Regions from separate parts of the Mus musculus genome. Here all the other regions are linked to region 5. The links are chromatin loops, found by intact Hi-C in ENCODE. Cell type or tissue: left cerebral cortex. All regions are shown on one strand.

Region 1 (4,000 bases), 87 kb before region 5:
CTTTGATCTGACTTTCAGTCTGAACAAGAACAAAGTGTGTGTGTGTGTGTGGGGGGGGGCATATATGTGTTTCAGTGTGTACACATTCATGGTGGGAGCATAGGTACTGTCTACCATGGGAACTTTCCTGAAAGAATATATGATTGAGTGAGGGCAACTTCAAAACTGGAAACTTTATGAGACAGTCAAAGGAGAAGGAGAGATTAGCTTGGCTTATGCTTCAGTGCTAAAAACCACATTCAAGAAACAGTTGGAAACAGAGGCAAGGGGCTGCAGAGGGATGTTCAGGGTCTGACAACACAATTCAACAGCCAGCATGACCATGAAAGGACTGGAAATGGATCCCGGTGAAATGGCAACTTACAATGAAGAAGGAGGAGGTGCTTTGCAAGTCAGCAGACAGAGGCAGGATACACCCAAGCAGGTGGGGGCTACACAGGGTTTATCCATAAAACATAAAGGCTCATAGTCGTAAGAACCAAGTGCTCATGGTGATGCAGGAAGCAACGGAACCAATTCTTAGAGCAAGTAGTGCAGATCTGAAATTATAATCTTAGCACTTGGGCTATCAAATGATTATGTAATAGTCTTGTGTTTACCAAGGAACAAGTCCTTTCTGCTTCCACTGAGACCCTAATTAACTGCTTGGTGCAGGCCTAGGTGCAGATGTGTGGTGCACTGGGGTCTCAAGATGGACTATATCTGAGCAGGGCTATCCAAGAACCAATGCCAACAGGCTGCTCAGCGTCAACTTGGAAGCAGCATTCACGCAATGCCCACCAACAACCAGTTCAGTGCAGCATTGACTCAAATTTTATTTAGAGTTTGAGAAGTTCTGGAGAATTATTTTTTGCTTTTTCAAACAGAATGAGGAAAAGGTTAAGAACATTTACATTTTAGATTTAGAGTTCATACAAACCAGTGAAAGTCTTATATTTTAAAGAAACAGGATGGATATAAATATATATATGAAAACCAATTTACTTTGCTTATATATGAGGACTGGAAGGGTGTGTGGGGATAGATAGCTCTGGTCCTGGTATTCACTTTTTGTTTTGGAAACAGGTTCTCATATACCCTGATCTGTCTTTGGACGTTCTATGTAGACCAGGATGGCCTTGAAGTACTGATGTTCCTCTTCATCCCCCAAGACTGGGGCTCATAAGTGTGAACACCAGACTTGCTTTCAATATCAGCTTGGGATGTGCTCCAAGGAAGTAAACCAAATTAAAACCAAGGTTTTAACCCAGTTCCTAATTTTATAGATGAGGCACTGGAACATAGATAAAGTATCTGCTTTGTTTGAGATCACAGACCAAATTTTGTAAAAGCTAGGCCTTTACTCACAGAGGTACATTGTCTATGAGAGTCTCACTATTAAGGCCTGGATTTCCTATCAAAGTTTCCCTGGCACCGTGGAGGAAGTGGCTGCCTCTCTGGCTCCTCTTCACTTGTCTTCTTACAGTAATATTCATGGTCCCTCTTAGAAGCAGGGTGACTGCTATTGTTTATCATGAATGTGTTTGAGAGAAGATAGTGAGCAGAGACAGATCTTATCTTGTTTATCCAATCTGTGATCTGGTTATTTTTTTTTAACAAGTCAGTCTTTACATTTACAGAGACATGGAGACATCTCTGGAAATTACCTCCAAGCCTTTTCACAAAGCAAACCAGGGATGTTCAGAAAAACTTCTCCACACCTTAAGGGACTATTTGTGCTCAAATGCAGTTTGAAAAGTATGACACCCTCCAGTGAAAGAATTAGCATATCAATAAATTCAAACCAACACCTGCAAATCTTGCCATAGGGGGAATTTCACTCAGAAGCACAGGATTTGCTAGGTTACTCTAAGAGAGTGAAATACCTGCATATTCTGGGTAGCATATCGTGAGGGGGCTCTTTTTTATTTTTTCTTCGAAGAGGTCCTTCTTGTTGAGGAAAAGGATGATGGACGTGTCTGTAAACCACTTGTTGTTACAGATGCTATCGAACAGCTTCATGCTCTCGTGCATACGGTTCTGTAATTAAAAAAAAAAAAGAAATCATTTTCATGAACAGTGCAGTTTCTGAGGATCTGTTTTAAAAAGAACAAATGTGGCAACTGCCAGATCCTTTCAGCTGAAAAGCACGTAACACCCTGAAGGATGTCCCAGTTGGTGTCTCAACTCCAATTTTGTCTCTAACCTGTTCTGTCTGAGTCACTTTGGCTTATTTCAAAGTGAAGAAGAAAGAGCCTTAAAGGTTTACTCCCTGTGATGGAAGGGAAGCTGGCCCCGGGGTGAAAGCAATTAACTCCTGATGAAAAAACCCGAATGCCTTCCCTCTCCTCAAGCAACAACAATATACTAGACAACAGCTGGAGACCCTGCACAACCAGGGCTGTGACAATGTGACCAGATCACAGTTCGACCCAGACACTAGGACCATGCACACCCAGTGCTTCCGGCTTTTTCTTTTGCTCGTCTCAGCTTCTAACAACAGCCTAGGGTGCAGATACCCTGTTCTCCCAGGAAGGCTGTAATGAATGATTTTTTTTCCCTCTTCTTCCTGGCCAGCATCTTCTAATTAGACTTATCAGGTGACAGTTGGCCAGGTACAGTGGTTGTGGCTTCTATCTAGTCAGATCTGTGCTCTAGAGCTGATAATAATTCCAGAATACTAACTACATTCTTTGTCATTTCTGGACAAGCACAACATAGATGTTAGCGGGCACCTTGTTCAATGTCTTTCAAACATCACTGGCTCATGCCTGAGAGCTATAGGATGTCACAGTCAAGGGATGTCCACATGGGAACACATGGAGGAAATGTCACTGCTGCACAGGCCATCTAAGCTTTGCTTAGGAGGTAGGTGGAAGCTTTAAGAGCACTGTGTCAAATGGAGAGAGCTGAAATCCAATTAGCCCAGCACAGTGGATGTTAGAGAAGATGACTTCCAGTTCTTGTTTTCTATCCTTTCGTGCTGTGTTCAAAGAGGACACTGACACGTTTTACAGTGGGGAAATGCAAAAAATGTATGTTATGCCCCATTTCCCCCCATGACTGATGACGGTATGAACTTGATTTAGAAAAACCTGAAACCTGCCCATCATTTTCATATGTTTATAAGTGCCAGAGTTTTCAATGTATTAGAAAATACTTCCTAGAGTAATGGTATATTTATTGGATGTTACTTGAAAATTGTTTTTCTATAACTAGAGAAGTATAACATATAAGGAAGATTATAGACCGACAGAGTAACTCATGGGGAAATATGAGCCTTTGGGCAGATGCAGGCAATTCCCAGGTAGATGGATGGAGAAACACCTGTGCCTTCTAAGCATCGGTGCCCTCTGGGCTGCAGCAGAGGCGCTGAAGCAAAGAAATTGAACTTGCAAATACTTCGTTCATGAGCAAGGACTTCTCAAGGCTCCTCAGCTAAGGTCTTGGCAACGTGTGCAGCTCTGGACATTTCAGGCTGTACCCCTACAGCTGCTTCTACTTGCCATTTCTTCATCTTCAGCAAGAACCAGGTCATAGTCACTCAGGGCCACACAGAAGATGATGGCGGTCACCCCTTCAAAGCAGTGGATCCACTTCTTCCGCTCTGACCTCTGACCTCCCACGTCAAACATTCTGTAAGAGGAAAATGTACGATTTGACACCACATTAAATGTTCAAAAGCTCCGAGTTCTGTAATGCCAAAAAAAAAAAGTTTCACATAGCTTGGAGGCTGTGGGATGGGAAGAAAGGAGAAAAGGGACATAGTGGGAGGAAAAAAAATGTTACCAGTTAATTTTCTCAAAGGGAAAAATGTTAATAAATCATTCTTATTAAGCATTTGATTACAGCTAGAGTAACTATAAAGCAAAATCAAAAGTACTCTCCACACACAGCACATCTGGGTCCTTGAGATGGCCCAGAGAACGCCTAGCAGCCTGAGTTCAGCGCCTGGATCCTCTCCACACCCACTCTGTGGCATGTGTGTATGTGTGATATCCTGTGTGCATACACACACATA
Region 2 (4,000 bases), 78 kb after region 5:
TGACAACTCTTATAGTTTTCTTTTGTATTCACAATCACACTGTATTTAAAGTCAATTAAAAATTTCCTGTGGTACTAAGCAAACACCACACTACTGAGCTATTTCCCTAGCCATATATAATTAAATTTTATTCCAAATCAGGGCCTTACTAAGTTTTTCGGGCTAGCACTTAACTCCCTATGTAGCTCAGGCAGCCCGATGGGATTGTGTGTATGTACATATCATGTCCAGTGAATTATTTACTCAACCAGTTTATTATCTTTCAGAAGACTGTATGTATACAAGAGCAGAAACTCTCTGCCTCAGGCTAATGTATAATAGAACTTAAACACATACTGTTGAAAACAGAATAAATCATTGACTTAGCCCAGGGAGAATGGAAAGGAAGTGAATTCAGGCCCATGAATTCTAAGATAATTAGGCTGGTATAGATGTAAAAGTTTTGGAATTTGGAAGAAAAGAATTAAGTTAAATATGATTACATTTTATGTCCCGCTGGTTAAGGAAAGGGGGAAAGCAAGGAGGTCTCACATTGATGGGTTGGTTGTGTTGTTTCACTTACAAGAATCGTGAGAATTGCTCAGGGTTGAGGGCAGATCCTGGAACACCAACAGGAATGCACTGCAGGCAGCAGCAAAGGCGATCTAAGATGGAAGGAAAATCTGAGAGCAGAGATTTCAATGGAGAGGAATGGAGATGTTCGTCATAAACTATCCAGCTTATGAGAGTTCTCCATGGTGATTTGTTCTTGGCCTTCTGTTTTATTCAGTGGGTCATGTTCCATTAGCGCTAATACTTAACTTGAGGTATAGCACACACAGTTGCTCGAGGAATGGTCTGTTCCATTTGTCCTGTGTGTGTGTGTGTGTGTGTGTGTGTGTGTGTGTGTGTGTGTATCTGCCTTCTGACTATGCTCTAAGGGCCCATAGGGGTTGCTGGAATAGAGCGTGGAGAGGAGCCTGCAGAGTCTAACATCCACAATCTACCCACGTCTTACTATGCAGATCAGGTGGCTTCTGGTCTGGCCCTAGCCTAGAGAAAACTGTGAGAGGGAGTGTGCCTTTAGCCCTTTCATGCAAGGCACATCCTCAAGGATATGTATAAATACACACATATTTACATTTGTAAACACACACAGATAACAGATAGATAGTTAGATAGGTAGATAGATAGATAGATCAACAGACAGGCAGACAGACAGATGAGGGTTGATGGAAAGAGAGATGGTACATAGCTTATTCTTAGAGTATCTTCAAGGATACACAAATGAATCTGAAATCTCAGCTATAAGTTAATATTAATTCCAAACTAATTTTTATTTTGTCTATCTATCTATCATCTATCTATCTATCTATCTATCTATCTATCTATCTATCTATCTTCTATCTGATAGTCTGTCTGTCTATCACACATCACCTATTATTGTGCATCACTGTGTATGTTGTGTGTGAGAGAGAATGCAAGTACTGCCCTCATTCATGTGTGGTTGTCAGAAGACAACTTTGAGAGTCTGTTCTCTCCTTTGGCTGAGTCCCAGGGATTAAATTTAGGCCACCAGTATTGTATAACAAGTGCTTTTAATTGGAGGAGCCACTACGGTGGCTTCCCAGTTTCAGTCTCACACCACAGGCTTCATTTTCATTGTCTACCTTTTTATGTTGGTCCCCCTTGGACAATGAAAATGTTCACTGAGGATAGGCATATATTCACTAATGTTTTCAACACCTCCTGCCAGCGCTCCTTGCACACTTGACAGCATTGCTCTACTCTTACCCTGCTCACTGGGCTGATTCTCACATGGAATTCTTTTGATTTCTCTTCTGCTCTCCTACCACGAACCAAATATGTTTTGACATGAAATCCCTTGGATGCCCTCCTCATTTTTTAGTTTTTGTCATCTTCCATACCAGGCCACCTCCCCCTGCTACTAAAGTCTGCAGTGACCAGATTCACCTCATAGCTATAAGACAGAATTGTAGAGAAAAGACAAATTTAACATTCTGCACAGTGTTACTTTATTTTATTTTATTTTTCCTTTAATTTTAGTTTTTTGCTTATTGTTCCTCCCACTCTGGCACTTGAAGCAAGGTACCTCCTCTCCCACTGAGGCCAGACAAGGCAGTCCATTCTATTATTGTATCATTAACATTCCCCATGTTATTTCGTGGCCTTCTACCTCATGACTGATGACACTCATTTTATTCCTGTTTTTCTTAATGAAAAAAAAATTGATCTGTAGTAGGAAAAACTGGGGCCATTCAACTAGGTTAACTTGATTTTACGTTGGCTGTGCAGTCATATATACTATGCTGCCTGTCTCATTCCCTTAGCAGAAGAGCAGCAAGGGAAGTTGTTCGGCTGTGAATTGCAGCTGCACCACATGATCTTCCACCCCCGGGCCTCACGTTCTACTCCCACACTTTCCTTATCAGAGATTTACTGCTTGCAGATTCTGCTCCTGGGAACAGAAGAAAAAAAATTGTTTTTCCGGTTGTTTAGGTTTTAATTCTCTGAAGAATTGTCATTTAAGTAGGGATTTTCTTCATATCCTTTCTGCCTTTTATGTGTGGAAGTCTTAAATTAATTGGAAAGGACTTCATTCTTTGATAATCTTTTTATTTTTTCCATTTAGTATATTCCTGTGGATCCTTCCAATTCTCACCTCATATAGCTACAGGTAATAAGGTGCATGGGATGCAGTCAGGTCTTTAAAAATACTATGGAGTGAGTTGGCAGCAGTGGAAACTGCAAAGGACATTTAAAAATAGCAGCCGTATAAAGGAAGGGCTCTTTTAGCTTAAAAACTACAACACATCATCTGAAAAATGCTTTTACATTTGTACAAATAATGAAAATGCTAACCATAGTTGAAGTGACACTAAATATCAAAAGAATCTTTCGAAAAAAAATGGTTTGCTTGCTTGTGGTTTTGAGACGGCCTCAGTTTTTGGTCCCACTCATTTCACTGCAGACAGGAATATATTCACTAAGGTTTTCAACGTCTCTTGCTAGCGCTTCTTACACACCTGAGAGATTTCCCTACTCTCTCCTTGTTGACTATGCTGATTCCCATGTGGAATTCAAACCGCTCTCCTACTATGAACCAAATATGTTTCAATGTGAAAGCCCGTGGGTGCCCTCCTCATTTTGTAGGTATTATCATCTTCCACACAGGGCCACCTCCCAGTTCCAGCAGTCCTGGAACACACTGTGTTGACCAGGCTGGCTGAGACCTCAGAGATTAAAAATGTGCACCACTACACCTTGCTGAGAAAAAAAGTTGTAGCATATAAGTCGGCAAGAAATATATAATCTATAGCTCACTTCATAGTCCCTTCTCAAAGTTATTTTGGACTAACAATTGACATTTTTTTCTATCAGCCTCAAGCATGTTGTGTTTCTCTCCCTTGTAGCTCTCGTTGATTCAGACTCTCAATTGCCTTTTCTGTTTAAGAGGGGTTTTTTTTTCTCTTCATAATCTCAATTCTCCTTTCAAATAATGAAATCCCATTGCCTTTAGTTCTTGCTCTACCCCTACAATGTTCACAATGCGTATGTGTGCAAAAGAATATGACTGTCCCTCTGTAACAATTAGTTTTAATTGTCAACTTAACACAACTTGCAATTACCTGGGATGAGTGTCAATAAAGGATGTTCTAGATTAATCCAACCTGCGGGCATATCTGTGGAGTATTTTTCTCATTCCCCTTATCAATGCGGAAAGACTCAACATGAAAGTGGGCATTCCTGGGTATTGAGCTCTTGAGTGTATGAGAGTAAAGAGTCACCTGAACAGGGAGTGTGCATGCATTAATTCTGCCTTCTCTTGACTGTGGATTTGATATGACCAGGAATCATGAGCTAAAATAAACCCTTTCTTTCCTGAGTTAGTCTTGTCACCATATTCTATCACAACAATAGAAATGGATCTAGGTCACCCAGTTATTTGAAAAAAAAAAGTCACAGGACTCTGCCACATTCCTTCCTGCCTGAGGACGAG
Region 3 (4,000 bases), 66 kb before region 5:
CATAATCTAGGCGTGTTCCCTAACTAGCTCATAACTTAAATAACCCCTTTATTTGACTGCATGTCTGCCACATAGATGGTTACCTCTCATTAGTTTCCTATGTCCAAGTTCCTTTTCAGAGTCTAGGAGACAAATCATCCCCCTGACTATCTATCTCCCAGAGTTCCAATCTCTCATCCAGAACTCCCACCTTCTACTTCCTGTCTTTTGCTAATAGGACATCAGCTTTTTATTGACAGATAATGGTTCCACTTACTACTCAAGAGATTAGCCTTACAATCAAGGTCCTTTTTCTAAAATGTATGTTTATCCTCAGAGATAGTAGCTACTCTCAGCCTTAATCAGAGAAGTTTCTCTTTACAGTGAAAGGAAGGGAACGTTGATCCAAGTGGATAGCCAGGATGAGGATAAGAAACAAGAGTTGAGGGCTCAACCTAAGGAAGACATTCACACCACCCTTCCTAAGGCACAGAGAACTCAGCAGAAAACAATGCAGCAAGTGTATCAGAGCTGCATAAGTGCTCTGAAGAATGCAGAGGGAATTTTGGAAGTCTCAGTGACATTCTTGGTGGTATGCTAGGAACAAAGACAGCCCTATTCTGTACGCTTCCACCTAGAAATGACATATGCATGAGGCTTTTTCAAAACATAGGTAATAACAGCATTGCTACCACAAACGTGTTAATAAGACAGAGAAAGCACTCAAATATGGTCACTCAGAAAGCATGAGTTTCACACTAATGTGTCAGGCAGTTCTCTGGCACAAGTGGCCAGGAGATAGATTTGGTTAGAGTGTGGTCTTCATGATAGCTGACTTCTAAAGCTGTGGCTACTTACTACGCTGCCGAATCGTTCAGCTGGTACTCCCGGGATCTGTTGAAGCAGGCTTGCACACCACTGTCTTTCCACAGTCTCTTTATGACACCGGCGAGCTCTGCAGTCATAAAGCCTTCTTCTGCAGCCCCAGCAAGCACGAAAAGTTGGCGAGCATCATCCTGCACATTTCACAAGACAAGAGATGGTACAGATGAAGAGATAAGTAGGGGGGAAAAGCAGCACAATTGGGAACTTTCTTCATGGTTTTTATAGAAGCGCCACACTTTTCTTTATCTGTGTGTGTGTATGTATGTATGTATGTATGTATTAATAATCACTGAGGAAGTGTTTGCTAACCAAGACATAGGGGAGGAGAACAGCACGGCTTTGATGTAGATATACCCACAGTGCATGTATGGGACAACACACACACATTTCTAAACAAAGGACGAGTGTATATATAACGTTGGTCCAGCTCTGCTTCAGTGATGAAGGGCTAACAGTCAGTTTGTGAACCACAAGTAATCACCCACATTCAGCCATTGTTGCCGAAGAGAAGCAGAACAAGAGCCTCTGACTGGACCCATGCTGACTTACGCACCCATGCTGTTATAAATAGAAAACAGGAGGTCAGATGGAAGGAGCTTTCACGTGCACTTTATGCACATTGAGTCTTCAATATCTGGGGTGTAATCTAGCATAATCTTGAACTAAGACCAAACACATGTTTAATTTCTCAGATATGAATATGGGTAGTAATTACCATCCTGGTAGCATAGTAGAGACCCTAGGTAGAAACAATTTAAAGTGAAACAAAACAAAACAAAACAAAGCCTAGGTGTCATAAATTGCTACTTTGCTCAGGTTATTTTTAGCTTGCGATGTATGGTGGAGGAATAAGCCATTATTCCCAAGGAGCATCCTTCCAAACAACAGCTGGTTCTCTGATCTCCAGGTTGAAGGTATCTGAAAAGTTCGAGTGTGTTGAAGAGATGCAGAAGTGTTTATCTTTTTGTTATTCTTATCACTATTCTATGTACAGAACTAAATAACCTCTATTACACTCTGATCAGGTTTTTTTTTTTTAAACAATAATCTAGAACTTATTTAAAGTACACGGGCAGGATTTCTGGAGATTACATGTAAATATACCTTTTGAGTTTTTAAAATAGGTTTCTACTACTCAGCCCCGGCTAGCTTTGAACCTGTGATCCTCCTGCCTCAGTGCCAAGTACTGAGATTACAGGAGGGCACCACCATACTTGGAAGCCATGTTATAAATAAACTTGATCATCTTCTGATTTGAGTATTTGCTGAGTGTTCTTGGACTAATTGCCTGCCTGCCACTCCTGGGGGAACAGTGTACTGTTGTCTAGTCTTACGGAATGATGGAAGTATGACAGAGTATGCAGCAGAGAAGTGTCTCAGGGCATGGCGGCAGAGGAGACCAGCTGACAATATGAATTCATCCTGCTGCTAATTCATGAAACATTTTCTTTTCAGCTGGAACTCATCATGGAAACTAATTAAGTCTCTCAGCATGGGAACACATTATTCAAGCATATGTTTCCCTCTTTAGTAAACCACAAGAGAGATACATGCAAGCCAGCAACACGTGCGTATCCTTAGCAAACCAGCCTACCACAGGCTGCGGCCACTCTTAGCATAATTATCCTAGTTCCAATAAGCAATAAGGTCACCTACTAAATAATAACCTACACACTCACACTCACACACACACACACACACACACACAGAGAGAGAGAGAGAGAGAGAGAGAGAGAGAGAGAGAGAGAGAGAGAAACCCCACCATTTTTATTTACTAAACCACAGAAAACATAATTTCATTTAGAAGAATTCTTAAGTCCTTTTTAAAAAATATACTTCATCATGTAACCTTTAGTCAATTTCAGTAAAGTTTTTGGCAGACGAGGTGAAGACGCTCAAGTCTGGGTCACCTAACAGACCCTTTTCCTTCCTACTTTCCAGGAAGGCACTCAAAAGAAAACACAGAAGGAACTTTGGACACTGTACTTATAAACTACACTTCCCAAGGCATTCAAATGTCTCTTCCTGTTTTAGATTGCACATGTAGTAAGACCATGCAGTCCTGTTCCTTCCATGTCTGCCTTATTTGACTTAGCACAGTATCCTTCTGATTATAATGAAATGTTGGTCAAACCTCCAGAGATAGAAAATTAAACAATGCCCACCTGGGATAAAGGAAGTGGACAGAGAAGCAGGAAGTATGGTTCAAAGGAAAGGAAGCAAAGGACAGGCCGAAATCATTGCAAGGAGTTAATGCCCAATGTCAGAACTAATCATACAGCTGAATTTTATTGGAATTATGTTAACTATGTTTATTTTAACCCCTCTCATAACCCAAAAACTGTAATGTGTGAGAATGGACATGTTAACTTACATTATTGTAGTAACTATATTGCTATCCTGTGGATCCCATATAACATCAAATTGTAAACCTCAAAACTCTACAGTAACAAATGTTAACTGTAAAAAAGTCTCTTCCTCACAAAATGTAAGTTAACTGGAAGTAAGTGGACACAGTGTGATGGTGTACAGTTACAATCCTGGTACAACTTGGTATATACCTGGGATGCTGACAAAGGCTCATCTCAAGTTCTAGGCCAGCCTGGGCTACAGAGTGAATGTGAAGTCAGTGTATATTACAGTGAGACCCCGTCACAGGAGAAACAACGGGAATGTTTACCTCCCAATGACTGCTGGACATTTAGTCGTCACCCACAGGAGAGCCCTGAAGTAAAGAGTTTGAGCAGAAAGCATTAGAGAAACCTTTCTACCTCACTTTTTGTTTCAAACAACCCAAGGCAACTTGTCTCAAGTATGACAACTAGTCACCCAGTCATCATATAAATCATTAAATCAACAATCAGTAAGTCCTTACTGTCTAAAACTTAAAATAGTAGGACTTTGCAAAATGTTTAAAACACAAAACTCCTCAAGTGTCTAGAGATGTCAACAGGAACACATGCAGTAAGGGTAAAAGGGACAGGGACCATGCAAGACGGGACTGGACTGCAGTCTGTTTATAGGATGCATACCACAGTGTTACAAACAAGGAAGGGCCGAAGAGCTTGGCTCAAAGTTAGACTTCAATTTCCAGCATACCTACTACCAAGACCTCTATGTAAGCACCATGTGGTGC
Region 4 (4,000 bases), 270 kb before region 5:
AATGTATATCTTCAGCTGTTAAACTTTTAGAACCTTTAGTGATAAAAATGTGAATGAATAGCCAGAGGTTACAGGGGAAGGAGAGCAGGTGAAGTCACTATCCCACTGTAGATGAGTCTTCTAAGATACTAACCACTGCATGACATCAGTTCATCCAAGAAAACCATCCTGAAGTGTTATTTAATTTGTTAAATCTTCTGTGATAGAAAAAATAACTCACATACTCCAAAAGAAACAATAACAAAAACAAAAGCTTCAGCCAGTATTGAAAAATATTTATATTCATCCTGAGTCTTTCTTTCTTCTTGCATAAGCAGCAGAGTTTCCGCAATGAAACAAGCCAGGCGAGTGAGCACATGGCTGAGAAGTTCACCCCTGCAGTTGTGAAAAGCCCTCTTGGGAGCCACTGGGGTGTTCTGGGAACCAGTGACAGCAAAATGCTTCAATAACAATATGGTCAGGACCTAGAAATTGAGTTGAGGAGAAGGGCCAAGTTCTATTTACGTATGCCTGTAAGCTTTAGTCTCTCATGTTCCTACTACACTTACACCTGCTATGTTTCCGTACTTTTCCTAATATGCAAGGTGAACAATAAACCATGGATTGCAAACTGAAGGAATAAAGGCTGAAATCATTGAATAAATGTGGCTTTGCTTCCCTTCCCCAGCCCTCCTTCTCTCTCTCTCTTCTCTTTCTCCCTGTCTCCCTGTCTCCCTGTCTCCCTGTTTCTCTCTCTCTCTCTCTCTCTCTCTCTCTCTCTCTCTCTCTCTCTCTCTCTCTGTGTGTGTGTGTGTGTGTGTGTGTGTGCGTGTGTGTGAGGGTGGGTGGGTATGCTACACTCCAAGCCATAAAACTTAAAGTCATAATTATTCATCTTTTCCCCTCAGTATTTGAATTGAACCTACATCCTGTGTGTGCTAGGAAAGTCTCCTGGCTTTGATCTACATCCCAGTCCTCTCTTTACTTTTTTATTTTTTTTAATTTTGAAACAATCTCATGATGCTATCCAGACTTGTCTTTTATTTACTGGAGCCAAGCCAGATTCTGTATCTGATAATCCTTCTGTCTCACCCACCCATCACTGGAACTACAGGCCCATGACACTAGATTTGGTCTTTCATTTTACATATAGTATTTTTTTGTTAATGGTCTATTCTTAATACAAAATTAGCCCAAATTAGTAATTTATATGAAAACTGACTTCTCAATTAAATGACATTCTAACAACATATACTTAATCAAATACAGAGGAAGTATTTTTAGAGTATGCCAAAATGGAAATAAAGAACTCTATCTCCATCAAAAAAATAAAATAAAAACACCATTTATAGGATTATATTCATGTGCAAATAGTACATGAGTCAGCATAGATTTTTGCATGAAAAATGCAGAAATGAGATACATAATTCATTTTCTATGTGTAATCCACAGTTCTGAAATGTATGCCAATTTCATATATGGCACATTATATCTTGGTTGGAGATGTAAATTGGTACATGTATAAGTCGAATTAACATAGATTCACAGACGGCAAGAGCATCAATATTTTCAACCACCAGATGGCAGAATTAAAGTGACGCACTTCAGACTACAGATGCAGCTTATACTGAGGGAAAAAAATAACTGCATTCTCCATCCTGCAGTCTATTTTTAGTTGAACACACATGAAAATGCATTGCAGCAAAGTAACATGTGTATTGAATGGGGAAGAAAACTATTTTGATTAACAATTTCTCGACTGAATGGGTCCTTGCTTTGGTCCAGTCTGAAAGATCCCTCACAGCTCATGTGTTTGAACACTTGGTGGCGCTGTTTTAGAAAGTCAAGGACAAAGGAATGCAGCCTTGTTAGCAGGTGTGAGTTGTGGGGGCTGGGACCTGAACGAACTGTTTCTGGTTCTGACCTGAGTTTTGTGCTTCCTGAGCCCACACTATTAGGAAACCCTGCCAAAGGTTCCCTCTGCTATGAACTCTACCGTATTCTCTCCACCAGGGTGTGCTATACTTGAAACCATACGAAAGATAATCCCTTCTCCCTTTAAATTGCCCCCAATGCGTTATCTTTCTGGCAGTTAGATTACAGGGCTCTTTAAAAACTCACTATTTAAATCAACCTAACAGTGGGGCAGGACCAGAAAAGAATTTTCCATCGAGTTAGCATCTCCTTTTGAACGTCTAAGTCGGCTCCACCTAATTTCAACCAAGCACTCATGGATTTACTTTGCATTTTTGTCCTTCTCCACCTTCTGAAAACTGGTCATTTGTGTCTAAATCTCTCACGCAAAAGATACAGGATGGTCAGCTTCTGCCATTTCCAGCGGAGACAATGTGGTTTAAACTACAGTTCATACACACTGGGTGTTAATAAAATTAAAGCCATAAAAGTAACAATGATAAAAATGAAAAGGAATTATGCACACAGTATATGTATGTATGTTCTGCATCCAGAGAACTCCCCAAAGATTCAGAGTTACGCTCATTATAATGGTATGGGGATTTTCATATTTTAATTTTTCTTAATTTCTCTATGAGATATCATGTGTGAGATTCCTAGTGGATGAAATTAAATGGTCTTCTAAGGTTTTTTTATTTGTTCATTGTTATATGAGATGTGAGTTAATTATTTTCCATATAGTATTATTTTATTAATAGGAAGGAACTTAAAATGAATAATCATCTAAATAATTTTAAGAATAATGCTAAATAATTTTACCACCAGAAAGTACCCCATGCATTGTGAAAGAGGTTTAATTTTTAATTTGCAATGGTTTTAAATAGAACAAATATCCTCATTTTAGCTATTAGGAAGCTAAGCTTAGATGACAAAACTCATCTAAACACCCATGTTGATGTGTGGCTTAGACCTGGTTTATATTAATGTTTTCACAGTATCTGGATACCACCCTTATCCACTCCTTCTGGTGCCTGCACCTAATTTTAAAAATAATGTACTCTGTGGGTTGGTTTTTGTTTTTGTTTTTTGTTATTTTGTTTTGTTTTGTTTTGCTTTTGTACCTGCTCCCAATAAAAACTTAATATTTGTTTTATACTAAAGATTAAATAATCATCCAAAAACATTTGGGGAACCTACACCTCTTCTACTGTTCCTGAAACCCAATTCCCCCTCAGCTCTGTAGCAGAAAGACTACTATAGTCTCTTTCCTATCTGACCCCATCCCCTAGGGATCTCAAAGATCCTCTGCCCCAAACATTCCCCCCAACTCAGTCCAGTATTTCAGCCTCCAGCACCAGCAGGCCTTCATGGGAAATACACCAGCTAAGCAGAACAGGGAAACAAGTAGGCTGAAGACCCTCACCACTTCTTTCCCCCCAGCAAGTCCAATCTCTGAGTCTCATACTCAGCTTCACAAAAGACCACCTTGTGTATCTGTCCTTTCCTACTGCCTATGTTTCCTTGGACCCCACAGTCCATCCCTTCTTAACTTCCCTCCCTCAGCTCAGCCATTTAATCTGAGCCCCCTAACCAGCAGGCACCCCTTGTTAACATAAGGCCATAACTGCCAGAAAATCAGGTAGACGGCTCTCAGCACCTTTCTTCTTCCTTGGTCTCACAGACCTAATCCTGTCTCATTCTCAGCTCTGCAGCAGTATTCCCTCAGCAGCCTTCCCTGACCCTGTCCCCCATTCTGTCTCCCTTGCGTACCACAGCTCCTCCCCCTCTAGCCTTCCTAACTCTGCTTGTTGCTTTGTCCCAGACCCCAAGCCCAGAGGGCACTTCCTGCTAACAACAAGGCTGCTCCTCCCAAGGCAACTAGCAGGCAACCTCTCCTACTGCTTCTGAGATCAAATTCCCTCAGTATCATTTCCAGCTCTGTAGCAGGAAACCTGTTGCTATTGCCCTTTGCTCTATGATCCTCTGCCCAGTACAAAACAAGGTTTTATAAAACTAAGGGCTAAAATCAATGAAATAGAAATGAAGACAATAATACAAAGAATCAATGAAACAAAGAGTTGGCTTTTTGGCAAAATCAACAGAAAAG
Region 5 (4,000 bases):
GGCAAAGGGAAAAGGCCAAGAAGAAGCAGAGAAATCTTCAGCAAGGAGGCTGTGAGGCAGAGGGAGCCTGGAGCTAGAAGTGGGAGGACGGGAAGTGGATTCAAGAGAAACTCCACATATGCAAAGCACACAATGACACAACCAGTAGCTCCAACTAGAATAACTACTAACACAAATAGACAGGGACACAGAAGCACACAACCCAGGGGGAAATGGCATGTCGACTCGTCCAAGGGAACATGTTGCCTCTCTGATAACTAAGGCTCTGGGAAATGGCTAAAGCAATGAAAAATGGAAACCTGATAAAGCAAGAATTCCTCAACTACACAAGTCATAGTATGTGTCCAAAGGCAGTGGAAGGACTGCTGATTGAAGGGCAACAGAAAATGCCCGTCAGCAGAAAACTTAAAAGTCCCCACCCGACTCCCCACCCCCACCCCAAGCCTATAACTATAACAGTATGCTATGCTAAGGAGGGAAGTCGGCTTCTGGGGGTGATTTGCTTGTGTGCGGAAGTGAGTATAGAGTACCGTCTGCTATAATAAAAGAAAATACAGCTCAAACCTTTGCAATGAGATTGCAACTGAGCAGCGAATTCTTGAGAACTGTACTTTTTTTTTTTTAAAGCTAGTACCTTTTATCTTAAAAAATCATCACCAAATGCAATTTAATAAATGACAGGAGTCCAACATAGTCTAACTGAACAATGTCCTAATTGTAATTCTACTGACCTTAGAATCATGAATTCTCAAAGATGTAATAGTAAAAGGTATTTTCCTCTGGAACAGTTATCCATACACAGTGGAAAGAGTGCTAAATATCTGCATGGATCATGTAAGCATCTTAACTGATTCATATACTGAAAGCTGGAAACTAAACTGAAATACTTAAGTGACCAAAAGTGCAGCCTGATCCCCTTCAGGTCAGAAGACAAGATTTGGTCCTCTCTATTGGTGCAGGCTTGAATCTCTGGACTTAGGGAACAGGGAAACACCTATGATTCAAATAGTAAATACTACACACCCAGCACCCAAATAGTTACTAATTATTTGCAAATCTTATGCAAGAGTCTCTCACTTCAGATATTTAAAACAATGCATTATTTCATGCAAAAAATGCAATGTTCTAAATAGACTGTTTTAAATGTTTTTATGCTGTATCTTTAAGTAAATTATTGAGAAGCAAAACTAAACAGATGAAGATGAAGATGAAGACACCCTCCTAGGAGTCCAGGTGGTATTGCTGGGTTACTTAGATACCACTTTACATCTCAGTTGACCAGCTACCATGAGTTAGGTGGATGACACCATAGAGTTACTTGCACACAGCCTTAAACATCCAAATTTGGACTAAAGGTCATAGTTCACTGCTAAGTCTGACTTGGGGAAAAAATTTTCAACTATTACAAGAATTAAGATTTGCGAAATAAGTACACAAGGATTTTTTTTTTCTCTTAAATGGGAACTAGGGTGTCGGATGAAGTGGTGCACAGGAAGACAGGGGTGGGCTGGAATTCTCGACAGAAAATACAGTTGTAGATGAAAGCAAAACCTCAAAGCTAGAAACAACACTTAAAGGAATTCCTTCACTGTTTCTTTGTTTGCTTGTTTATAACTTTAGAATCCTTCTCATGCACTGGTTTGGAGGAATAAGAACTGTATAATTTCTTCTGAAAATCAGGACTCTGGTACATCTCTCATTAACTCCCCACAGATGGTAAGAGAGATCAACTTCAGCTGCATGTTACACACTCAACTATATTTAATTATTAATCTAAAACAGTGGTTCTCCGCAGAGGTTACATTTCTGCCTCCAGGGGGCGTTTGGCAACATTTTAGGAGATTAGAAAGGGTGAGCAGCAATTAGCATCTAATGGGTGGAGGTCAACTTCATTGCTAAACATCCAACAGCACACAGGATACCTCCACACACACAGAGAACAACAAAGAATTATCAACTTCAAATCGTCAACAGTGATAAAAAGAGATACCTTGCATTCTGAAGCTTGCAAAAATTCCATTTTTCAAATCTTTCATAGGTGTCTAATTAAAAGATAAGCTGCCACTATCACTGGGAGGGCTCATTTTACAACTGCTTTAAATGTGGTGGATGGTAGCTCCAACTGAGAACAGTATTACAACCAAGGAGACCTTCCAAGCAGGTGCTCTGAAGCCACAGAGAAAGAACTGTCTAATCCCTTTATTTTATGTTTATTGTAAGTTACATGGTTCTGTGGCTAATATTCTAAAAACACGCCGATCTCATGGAAAGACAGTATCTTTTTAATATAAAAACTCAGTCAATCCTATTTACAGAGAAAGATTTATGGGGAGGCTGTGATGGGTGAAAAACACCACCCAGGTCTTTAAAATGCAAAGTTATTTCACAGTTTGCTTGCAAAATGACTCAGATCATTATTACTTTTAGTCATGCCAAGTTTGCTTCTTCTAAGCCTACTAGTAATGGAGAAAGAAGGAAATAACCACCATCTTTCTGCAGTCGTTAAACCAATGAAACGGGAGCTTACTAAAAAGCAGATCTGTGCAGCGATGTTTCTCTTTTATCACAACTGTGAGAAGAACACAAGCAAATCGCTGGAAGTGCAAACGAAGATTCTAAGAAATCTATCATCTGCCTAAATACCTACAGTGTGGGAGAAAAACAAACAAAAGGAAAAACCCTGACTCACAGATCTAAAAAAACCATAACCTGTGAATATTTTCCTTATATCGCTCAATCAAAATCCGGATCTACTCTTTTTTTTTTTTCCTCCGTTCAAAAAAACTGGAAGAAAGACCTTCACGTCGCCTATTAGCAAAACAGTGTTAAGAATGAAGAAAGAAAGCATGGTGTGCAGCTGTCAAACCTCACTGGAGCGAACACCGCAGTGGAGGAACGACCCTGTGGTCGAGGAGCCTTTCGCACCTGTCAGGGCTGTTTTCACCCGCGAAGCCTCTTTCCCTTCCTACTATGAGAGCAAACGTAAGCCAACTTTGGTGGTTTCCATCCCCCACCCAGGCAAAATCCAGCTTCCAGAGCAGCTCAAGTCCTTACGCAGGGAAAATCTCAGCGCTCTTTTCCACTCACTGAGTCGCCATATGAAGTTGACAGGAAGATCACTGAGACCCCGCAGAGGAAGAGGACCCACAAAGAGAGCCCCGAGGCCACCCAACGTGGCACTTTCCAGGCGTGGGCAAAGCGCAACGCGGCACGACACCTCTCACCACCGGGTTTCCGTGGAGAGGGGGTGCTTGGCTTTGTGGTCCCGAATTGTCCCTCATCTAGGGAGGGCAAAGCTCAACTTCAAAGATCGGATTCCCACGCGTCCCGCCGCCCCGCCACACTCTGGGCTGCCAGTGAGGTCGCGCGACAGTCACCGCCGCGGCCAAGAAGCCGCCTGCGCTGTTGAGGGACTGGGATGCCGCGCTCGCTCACCGCTGTCCCCCGGCCCGGGCCCCGTCCCCACGGCCGCGCTCACCCAGCAGCAGCAGCTTGACCTCCCGCGCCGCCTTCTCGCCGTCCTCCCGGAGGTTGCGGTCGATCATCTTGCTGCGCTCCACGGCCGCCTTGTCCTCAGCGCTCAATGTGCAGCCCATGGTGGCCGAGCGTCGCCGCGCCCTCGGCGCCGGGGCCGGCTGGCAGAGCGAGGAGAGGCTGGCCCGGAGGCGGCCCCGCTACGTCCTCAGCTCCCGCAAGCTGGAGGCGAGGTCTGCTAGTCCGCACGCTGCCGCCTCGGGCGGCCGTCCCTGCCGGCGACACTCCGCGATCCGCGCCCGCGAATCCCTGCGACCGCTAGGCTCTGCCGCCGCCGCCGCCGCCGCCGCCACCGCAGCTGCCCGTGGCCGAGCCGCAGCCGCGCACAGCCCGAGCGAGCTCGGCGTCCGCGCGCCGCCGCGGCCCCGCCCCTGCCCGCCCCGCGACCACTCCCAGCGCGCGCTCACGCCCGCCCGCGCACGTGCCGTCGGACAGCGCCCCCTCCGACCGCCGCGCGCCCGCGTGA
Region 6 (4,000 bases), 87 kb after region 5:
CAGTCATTTTCACATCCTGCGGGCATGGTGTCTAGTTCGCTTACAGCTAACAGAAAAGCAGCAATGGTGTGATGCGTGGATGAGTGTTGAGCAGGCACACAGAGGGAGTGCTGCTTCTCTTGGAGAGCTACTCCCCTGCTCCACTCTTTCCCTTACTGGCTCTGAAGTGGCTGCCACGTTGTAGTTTGTCCCCACTGAAGACTTGGGAGAAAGAACACTCAGGACCAGAGAGACCTGGATAAAACTCAGGCAGACCAAAAGGAAAGCTGCAAATGCAATCCTGGCCCTCCCAAAGTCAGCCCTTTACTGTTAATGATGACACAGAAGCCCTAGTAGATAGATATCTTGATGGTACTTTGTGAGACTCCCAGCAGAACACCTATTGCCTGGATTGCAGATTCCCAAGCTGTGTGAATGTGTGTTGTCTTAGGCTGTGGTGTTATAGAAATATAACTACTATATGACCAAATGACTACTATATGACCAATACAGAGTGCAACTTTACTTTTGTTCCTGAAAAAATTTAATGAAGTGTTCTAGGGTTCCTCCACTAAGAATGATGCATGTAGGACCAGCGAGATGGCTCAGTGGTTAAGAGCACTTGCTGCTGCTCTTCCAGAGGACTGGGGTTTCATTCCCAGGATTGAAATGGTGACTCACAACCATTTGTAACTCCAGTTCCAGGAGATCTGATGCCCTCTTCTGGCCTCCACCTGCAGCAAGAATGCAAGGAGTGCACATATATTCAGAAAGACAAAACATCATACACATAAAATAAATGAAAATAAAGATGGCTACATTTGAGGGCTGAGGATATTGCAGTGCTGCAGAGTGCCTTCCTGGCATTTATGAAGCCCTGCTTTTTCTCTGCACATAAAACACAATGGTTAGTCCGAGACTTGGGTTAGGAAACATAATCACATTTTCTGAGGTCTTCTGTTAGATTTCCAGCTTTTCCATATCTCTGAATTTATCATCTACTTAGTATCACCAAAAAATAAAACTAGGGGACAGGGCTTAAAGGTGAATGCATCGACTGTTTTCCAGAGGCCTTGTGCTCAATTCCTAGTACCAATATGGTGGCTCACGGCTTTCTGTAACTATAATTCCAGTGGATCTGACACCCTCTCACAGACATGAATGCAGACAATACACAAATGTGCAAAAAATAAATTTAAAAATTAAAAAATGAAACTAAAACAGACCCCCCCCCTGCAAAAAAAACAAAGAACAAAAAAAAAAAACAAAGGAAACAAGGACGAAAAATATGGATTTGGGTTGACATTGTGTCACTATGAATTCAATATAAACAAAAATATTTTCCAGGATTGAAATAAAAGAAATGATTAAAAAAAACAAAACAAAACAAGATATAATAGCAAAGAAAGAAGGAAAGGTATGTAGGAGGAACCTGATTTATCATCACCCTGTCATTTTGTATCATTCCTGACTTTTATCCTCATTATAAATGTCTTTGTAGATGCATATTATCTATTTTTCTGAAAATATAGTTTATAGATTTCTCTTTCTTTTCTAATTTGTTTTCAGGTGAAAACTGGGAAATATTTCAGTATTACAGCCACATCCTTATGAACGACCCTTTCGTTTTATAGATCCCTCCCTTTGTCTACTGAAATACCATCACTCTGCTTCTTCCAGAACTTCAGGAACGGGCTGTTTTACATGTATGATCTATTCCAAGTAAAGCACTCTTTTCTAGAAAAACCAGAAAGGTTTAAAGATGGGTCAAAGTTTACTATTTATGAAATTCTGAATCATGTAAACAGAAGTTTGATATGTTCTTGACGCCCTCTTACCTAATTATTGCAGAAGAAACGGGGTGTATCTGATGACTTCTGAGGACAGAGTCCTCTCGCGGACTAACCGGAGTTTGAATAAAGGCATCAGATCATCATGGTTAACTATTTTGTAGTATCGTGTAAGAAAAAAGTTGAACTTGAAGCTCAGTTTTAACTTCAGAAGAGATGAGTCCAAATTAATTTTTGCAGCGACACTGTTTTAAAATGTTTCTGTGAGGACTTACTAGCCGTTGGAAAACTAATGACACGCAAGTTCATTAACTGGGGAGATGTTTGGGGAACGATATCAAATTATAACCCTCTAAACAATTCTTCCAGCAACCCTCACCTTTCTTCATCAGCAACTTCAAGCCTTGCTTGAAATACGATATTGCAAATGCCGTTCTGCCACCTCGTGGTGGATCATGATATTTTCTTTGACAACCAACTCTCCTTTAGTACTCATTGGTAGAAGAAGCTGTAGATAAAAAAGGAAACACTAGGAGTTACAGAGACAAAATTTGGAGCTGTGACGAAAGGATGGACTATCTAGTGATTGCCATATCCAGGGATCCATCCCATAATCAGCTTCCAAGCGCTGACACCATTGCATACACTAGCAAGATTTTGCTGAAAGGACCCAGATATAGCTGTCTCTTGTGAGACAATGCCGGGGCCTAGCAAACACAGAAGTGGATGCTCACAGTCAGCTATTGGATGGGTCACAGGCTCCCCAATGGAGGAGCTAGAGAAAGCACCCAAGGAACTAAAGGGAACTACAACCCTATAGGTGGAACAACAATATGAACTAACCAGTAACCCGGAGTTCTTGTCTCTAGCTGCATATGTATCAAAAGATGGCCTAGGGAAAGAGAGGCCCATTGGACACGCAAACTTTATATGCCCCAGTACAGGGGAACGCCAGGGCCAAAAAGGGGGAGTGGGTGGGTAGGGGAGTGGGGGTGGGTGGGTATGGGGGACTTTTGGTATAGCATTGGAAATGTAAATGAGCTAAATACCTAATAAGAAATGGAAAAAAAATCATGAAGTGGTCCTGCAAAAAAAAAAAAAAAAAAGATGGCCTAGTCAGCCATCACTGGAAAGAGAGGCCCATTGGACTTGCAAACTTTATATGCCCCAGTACAGGGGAATACCAGGGCCAAAAAGGGGGAGTGGGTGGGTAGGAGAGTGGGTGGGGGGGTGGGTATGGGGGACTTTTGGTATAGCATTGAAAATTTAAATGAGGAAAATACCTAATCAAAAAAATTAAAAAAAATTATCTGGGTAGAAATAAAATGTTTTTATCTGTAGTTTACAGAAGAAAAAAAAAAGGAAACACTACCTATATTACAATCTACTAGACACACTAATACGTAGAATTGAATAATTTGTAAAATAATGAAGTTTATATTTATTGTTAATTACATATATGTATATATGATATTATTTATTAATATGAAACTGGTTAAATGTAAAGATCTAAGTTCAAATATTCCTTTAAAACATGTGTTTTGGTAATTAATCCTAAATACCAAGAATAAATGCCAATGAATAACATTTTTTTTCCTTTTTATTTTTTTTTTTTTATTACGTATTTTCCTCAATTACATTTCCAATGCTATCCCAAAAGTCTCCCACACCCCCCACTCCCTTACCCACCCATTCCCATTTTTTGGCCCTGACGTTCCCCTGTACTGGGGCATATAAAGTTTGCCTGTCCAGTGGGCCTCTCTTTCCAGTGATGGCCGACTAGGCCATCTTTTGATACATATGCAGCTAGAGTCAAGAGCTCTGGGGTACTGGTTAGTTCATAATGTTGTTCCACCGATAGGGTTGCAGATCTCTTTAGCTCCTTGTATACTTTCTCTAGCTCCTCCATTGGGGGCCCTGTGATCCATCCAATAGTTAATATCTCATAAAGGCCATACCAACTGCGGGTGGAGGTTGGAGTCAGGGGAGAGCCCAGAAACCTGTCTGCCACCGCATTGTTCCGGCTAGCAAGTCGCATAAAGGCCTCACTACTGCTATGACAGGCAGTGCGAGAGCGGGAAGACATCCAGACACACACCTGCCTCTATGCCACACAGTGGACACCCAGAAGCTTGCTTGCCACAGGCCACACAGTGCACCGCAGAGGAGGTCACCCAGAGACTTGCCAGCTGTGTCGCGTGGCTGTCTGATGTGGGAGCCATTACAGTATC
Region 7 (4,000 bases), 52 kb before region 5:
ATCACTACTGATTTTATCTTTTAAAAATTCTATGAAGTAGTTGTTCCTTTTTTTTTCTATTCTAGTCCATATAATTAAATATGATGAGAGACACTGAATCACGTATCTGGGGGCTGGTCTGGGAAAACCAAAAGCACATCAGTGGGGAAGGCATCTCTAAGCACACCCAATTGACCGCTAAAGGTAGTACTTTCAAGTCATCAGAAATGGACTGGTTACTTAATAAGTGGCAATAATGCAAGAGACAAATTATGACATATTTAGATCCTGTTTAATAGTGAACACCCCCTAATAGGTGGATAAATAGATTAGAAAAAAATCCATAGTATTATTGACAATACTAAGAGATAATGTTTGAGAAGCTGTGTCAGCTGTTGTGTGCCTTGAGGATCTGGTCCAGGTCCCTCTCACCCACAGAAGGAGCTCAGCATGCCAATATGAATTTTTGTGTGCACTTTGCAGTTGGGGAAGACTGAGAAAGACTCCTGGAACATCTTGGCTACCCGAGCAAGCTGAATTACTGAGCTCCAGATTCAGTGTGAAACCCTGCGCCCAAAAATAAGGTGGAGAGCAAGGGAAGAAGACAAAAGAGGACGTTAACCTCACACACAAATGCACAGGGACGTGCACAGATGCAAGCACACAAGTACTAAGTTCACAATCATTTTGGCTATACAATGAGTTTGATGCCATTCTGGGATACCTGAGACCTTGACTTAACAAGAGAATACTAATTACAGTAATTATGAGTATTGTCTTTATATCAAGACCAAGACAAAAATGTCAGAATTAATGCAAAAATAAATAAAAGTTTTGGTAAGAAACAAACCATAAAGAGTGAATATCTCTCATACTCAAAGAAAACCCTTCCCAAAAACAATTTAACAAAAGTGAGAGTACCCAGAGGGTTCACAAGGAAAATACAAACAGATAAATGATTATGAATATCAGGGAAAAACTAAAAGGCAAAACTGATAATCTTCCTTATTTATAAGCTATTGAAAGTTGGAATGCTGGTCATATCTAAGTCAGTGTAACCCTCAGAAAACAGACAGTGATGAAGGCTTGCTATGCTGACGCCAGAGCTTCCGAAGAGCGACTAACCATAAAGCAGCACACTTATTCAGAGTATTTACTCCTAAGGCTAAGCACACGGATCTGTCAAGAAAGGTTTGGAAAGAATTTGTTCTAAGACAGGTAGGAAAAATCAACGGCTTCTCATAAAACTGCCTGCACTGTCCCTGAAGCACCAAAACCTAGGCTCCAAGCGGCTCTGAAGCAGTTAGTTCTTCTTGCAGACACTGTAGGAGATTCCCAGGACTGGGAATGTGGGGCGCTATTGAGTTTGGTTCGGTTTTCTGAGACGAGGCTTCGAGGCTACACTTTGTAGCCCAGGGTGACCTTGGACTCACGATATAGCTTATTAAGTTCCTGGCCTCACTCAAGAGGTGCCTCCTGCCTCATATCTCCCAAACACTGGGATTACAGGCTTGAGCTGCAACAACCAACTTACATAGATGAATTTGCATGTTTTCAGTGGCCATAATTGGAACTGCTATAAAGTACAATTTCTGTTTACTTTCTCTCCTTAATCTCAGTCTGCGCCATTCTTTTAAACAGAGATTAAGAAGTCAGTGGTATTTCCAAGAGTGTTTCCAAATAATTTTTAATAATTCATAACATTCCTCTAAATTTCCTCCTGAAAAAAGATTTGATTATATCTAGAATATTCCGTCTCATCTACTATTCATCCAGTGTAATTTATGCATTTATCATTTATTCACCTAACAAGTGCTCTGAGAGTGTTGAATGAATAAATGATAAATTAATTACTTAGAATGATCTTGACCACAGTCTCAACATTGTACCTTCCCTCTCTAGATTTACCTTACATATATGCTACTTTGTAGGCTTGGTAGTTTGGGGGCCAAACTCTGGGCCCCACATAGTCAAGGCCAGTAAGTGCTATAGCACCAAGCAATATTCACCCAGCCCTGTATTCAGGAACTTGCAAAGTCAGTAATTATAGAAATGATGAATGTTACGTTTTTATGATAGTAGTGAGTACCCTGCTACATACGAATCTCTTAAAATACACTACACCCCATTATTTCCCTCCATTTTACTCTGTGCCCCACTAACAACTGTTTTACTTTCTCTTTGAGACTTGAGTTGTACATTTTTTCAGATTTCACATACAAGTGAAACCAGACTGTATTTTTTTCATATATCATAATATTTTTGGTGTAGAAATGACAGAACATCCTCTCAGTGATGTGTGGACAATAACAAGTAAAGATCCTCAAATAAACAGAGTAAGCATCAAATAGAGAGAAAGGAGAAGACAGTGCCTTGTGGAAAGGATACTGTGGATGAGTGGAGGGAGCCAGCACAGAGAGCCTCAGCCAGCACCAAGCCTGCTGCACTCCAGGCCTGCTGCTGCCCTGCCATGAGCTTCCTTCCTGCCTTCCAGCTTCTCTACCAAGCACTGGCTGCTCTGCTGAAATCCCACTTAGCTCTGAAACTCTGATTCATGTCTTTAAATAGCTGGTATTTTCCTGTCCCAAAGATAAGCAAACTCATACCGTTTTCATTACTGAGGGTTCAGTCACTGTTTTAGTCTAGGCCCAAGAACAAATAATGAGATCATGCCAGTGCTGAAATGTTGTTTTATTTTCTTGCTGTGTAGTCCTGGCCTGGCTGTCCTAGTACTCACTGTGTAATCCATGCCAGCCTCATTGCAGCAATCCTCCTGCCTCAGCAAGTCAAGTGCTAGACTAAAATATCTAAACATCTGAGGCAAAGTAAACCTTTTGTCTTGTTAAGCTAATTACCTCTGGCATTTTATTTTATTGATGGTAACTGCATATGAGCTTGTAGGCACAGAGGTATCTATGTGTTATGGTTTGAGTATAAAATGGCTATAAATGTTCATTTGCTGAGTTTTTGTTCTCTAACTAGTGGGCTATTGACATGACTGGATGGGGCAAATATAACATCACTAGTGAATTAAACTGCTGCCAAATTCATAGGTGAACATGCAATTAGAATGGGGCCAAGCAAGCTGGAGGAATCATGTCACTGTTTGTCTTTGAAAAGAATATCTTGTCCCTTGTCCTCTTTGTGTCTCTCTCTACCTCCTGCCTGTCATGAGGTAATCCATTGTTCCATCTCCCTCCCCACCATGATGTTTTAGCCTTGCCTAAAGACCACAGGAATGGAGTCTGCCAATCGTGGTCTGAAACCTTTCATGCTGTGTGCCACCAGCAAATTGCCCCACTTTGAGTGGGTTTGCCCAGGTGTTTTGTAGGGCTGGGAAAATGTTACTAAGACTCTAATATCTATGTTATATAGAAATTACTTCAGCTATGTCTGAAGAGGCTGGAGAAGTCAGGGAAAACAGCAGAAGGTGGAGAGTGCAGGTCTGTGTATTTCTTACTTCCCTTACTTCCGAGGCTCCAGACTCACATCTGTCCTTTTGATTTCTTGCATGAGGCATTCTGGACAGCTGTCTGGCCTCAGCTATACAGCTACGGATGCAGCAGCATCCCACGAGTTAGTCATCAGACCCATGCCAACACACTGAATGCCTTACCGCCCGAGCAGAGTCTCCGAAGTCGATTTTCAACCTCCCCATGGCTCTAATGATGGCAATGATGGACTGGATAGTGTTGCTGTAGACCACTGCCTTGTACTGCTTACACTCCTCTTCCGAGTAGCCGGCTTCGTGGATAATCCTACCGAGATCAAAGGGAAAGAAGAACACTTCCTTACAGAGGTCACTTAGAGTCATAAAAACGTATCTAATGTCTTCCATTTACTTACTTCATCTGCTTCACAATGGTACTCTTTCCAGATTCCCCAGCACCTAGAAAACAAAATAAGGATTTTCTAATTCAGTATAAGCACTTAAGTATCTCCAGCTCCGAAAGCACACACGTGTTCACGTCTAGCATGTTCACGAAAGTGCGTGTGCATCCACCACATTTTATGCCACTTA

Evidence for each region. Peaks named below come from ENCODE experiments on the same cell type or tissue, not always from the same donor. Only the 100,000 strongest peaks of a DNase experiment are listed, where the experiment ranks them.
Region 1: a loop joins it to region 5, with 2.4 times the contacts of the local background. A loop is called at or near these places in 2 of 42 quality-filtered maps.
Region 2: a loop joins it to region 5, with 3 times the contacts of the local background. A loop is called at or near these places in 8 of 42 quality-filtered maps.
Region 3: a loop joins it to region 5, with 2.6 times the contacts of the local background. A loop is called at or near these places in 2 of 42 quality-filtered maps.
Region 4: it touches region 5 in a loop (8-fold over the local background); 8 of 42 quality-filtered maps call a loop at or near these places.
Region 6: a loop joins it to region 5, with 3 times the contacts of the local background. A loop is called at or near these places in 8 of 42 quality-filtered maps.
Region 7: a loop joins it to region 5, with 2.2 times the contacts of the local background. A loop is called at or near these places in 3 of 42 quality-filtered maps.

Annotation. Positions count from the first base shown.
Region 1 is chr5:18,269,961-18,273,960 of GRCm38, forward strand. Gnai1 (guanine nucleotide binding protein (G protein), alpha inhibiting 1) reads right to left here. Exons shown (of 8, transcript NM_010305.1): 6 at 3,486-3,615; 7 at 1,866-2,019. Among named protein-coding and RNA genes, the nearest start is that of Gnai1, 88 kb to the right of the region's middle. In left cerebral cortex, no CTCF peak of the experiment used is centred here; a DNase peak (open chromatin) is centred at 2,160.
Region 2 is chr5:18,434,182-18,438,181 of GRCm38, forward strand. No RefSeq gene overlaps it. Among named protein-coding and RNA genes, the nearest start is that of Gm31752, 59 kb to the right of the region's middle. In left cerebral cortex, no CTCF peak of the experiment used is centred here; a DNase peak (open chromatin) is centred at 2,389.
Region 3 is chr5:18,290,626-18,294,625 of GRCm38, forward strand. It overlaps Gnai1 (guanine nucleotide binding protein (G protein), alpha inhibiting 1), which reads right to left. Exons shown (of 8, transcript NM_010305.1): 4 at 838-995. Among named protein-coding and RNA genes, the nearest start is that of Gnai1, 68 kb to the right of the region's middle. In left cerebral cortex, no CTCF peak of the experiment used is centred here; a DNase peak (open chromatin) is centred at 2,300.
Region 4 is chr5:18,086,425-18,090,424 of GRCm38, forward strand. No RefSeq gene overlaps it. Among named protein-coding and RNA genes, the nearest start is that of Gnat3, 130 kb to the left of the region's middle. In left cerebral cortex, a CTCF peak has its summit at 1,772 (motif pointing right); a DNase peak (open chromatin) is centred at 1,577; H3K27ac peaks cover 565 bases.
Region 5 is chr5:18,356,574-18,360,573 of GRCm38, forward strand. It overlaps Gnai1 (guanine nucleotide binding protein (G protein), alpha inhibiting 1), which reads right to left and starts at 3,840. Exons shown (of 8, transcript NM_010305.1): 1 at 3,479-3,840. The coding sequence starts at 3,596. In left cerebral cortex, CTCF peaks have their summits at 1,819 (motif pointing right) and 3,996; DNase peaks (open chromatin) are centred at 1,860, 2,075, 2,465, 3,103 and 2 more places; H3K4me3 peaks cover 3,388 bases; H3K27ac peaks cover 1,348 bases.
Region 6 is chr5:18,443,957-18,447,956 of GRCm38, forward strand. No RefSeq gene overlaps it. Among named protein-coding and RNA genes, the nearest start is that of Gm31752, 49 kb to the right of the region's middle. In left cerebral cortex, a CTCF peak has its summit at 2,213 (motif pointing left); a DNase peak (open chromatin) is centred at 2,221.
Region 7 is chr5:18,304,958-18,308,957 of GRCm38, forward strand. Gnai1 (guanine nucleotide binding protein (G protein), alpha inhibiting 1) reads right to left here. Exons shown (of 8, transcript NM_010305.1): 2 at 3,826-3,868; 3 at 3,596-3,737. Among named protein-coding and RNA genes, the nearest start is that of Gnai1, 53 kb to the right of the region's middle. In left cerebral cortex, a CTCF peak has its summit at 1,537; DNase peaks (open chromatin) are centred at 501, 2,503 and 3,643; H3K27ac peaks cover 1,628 bases.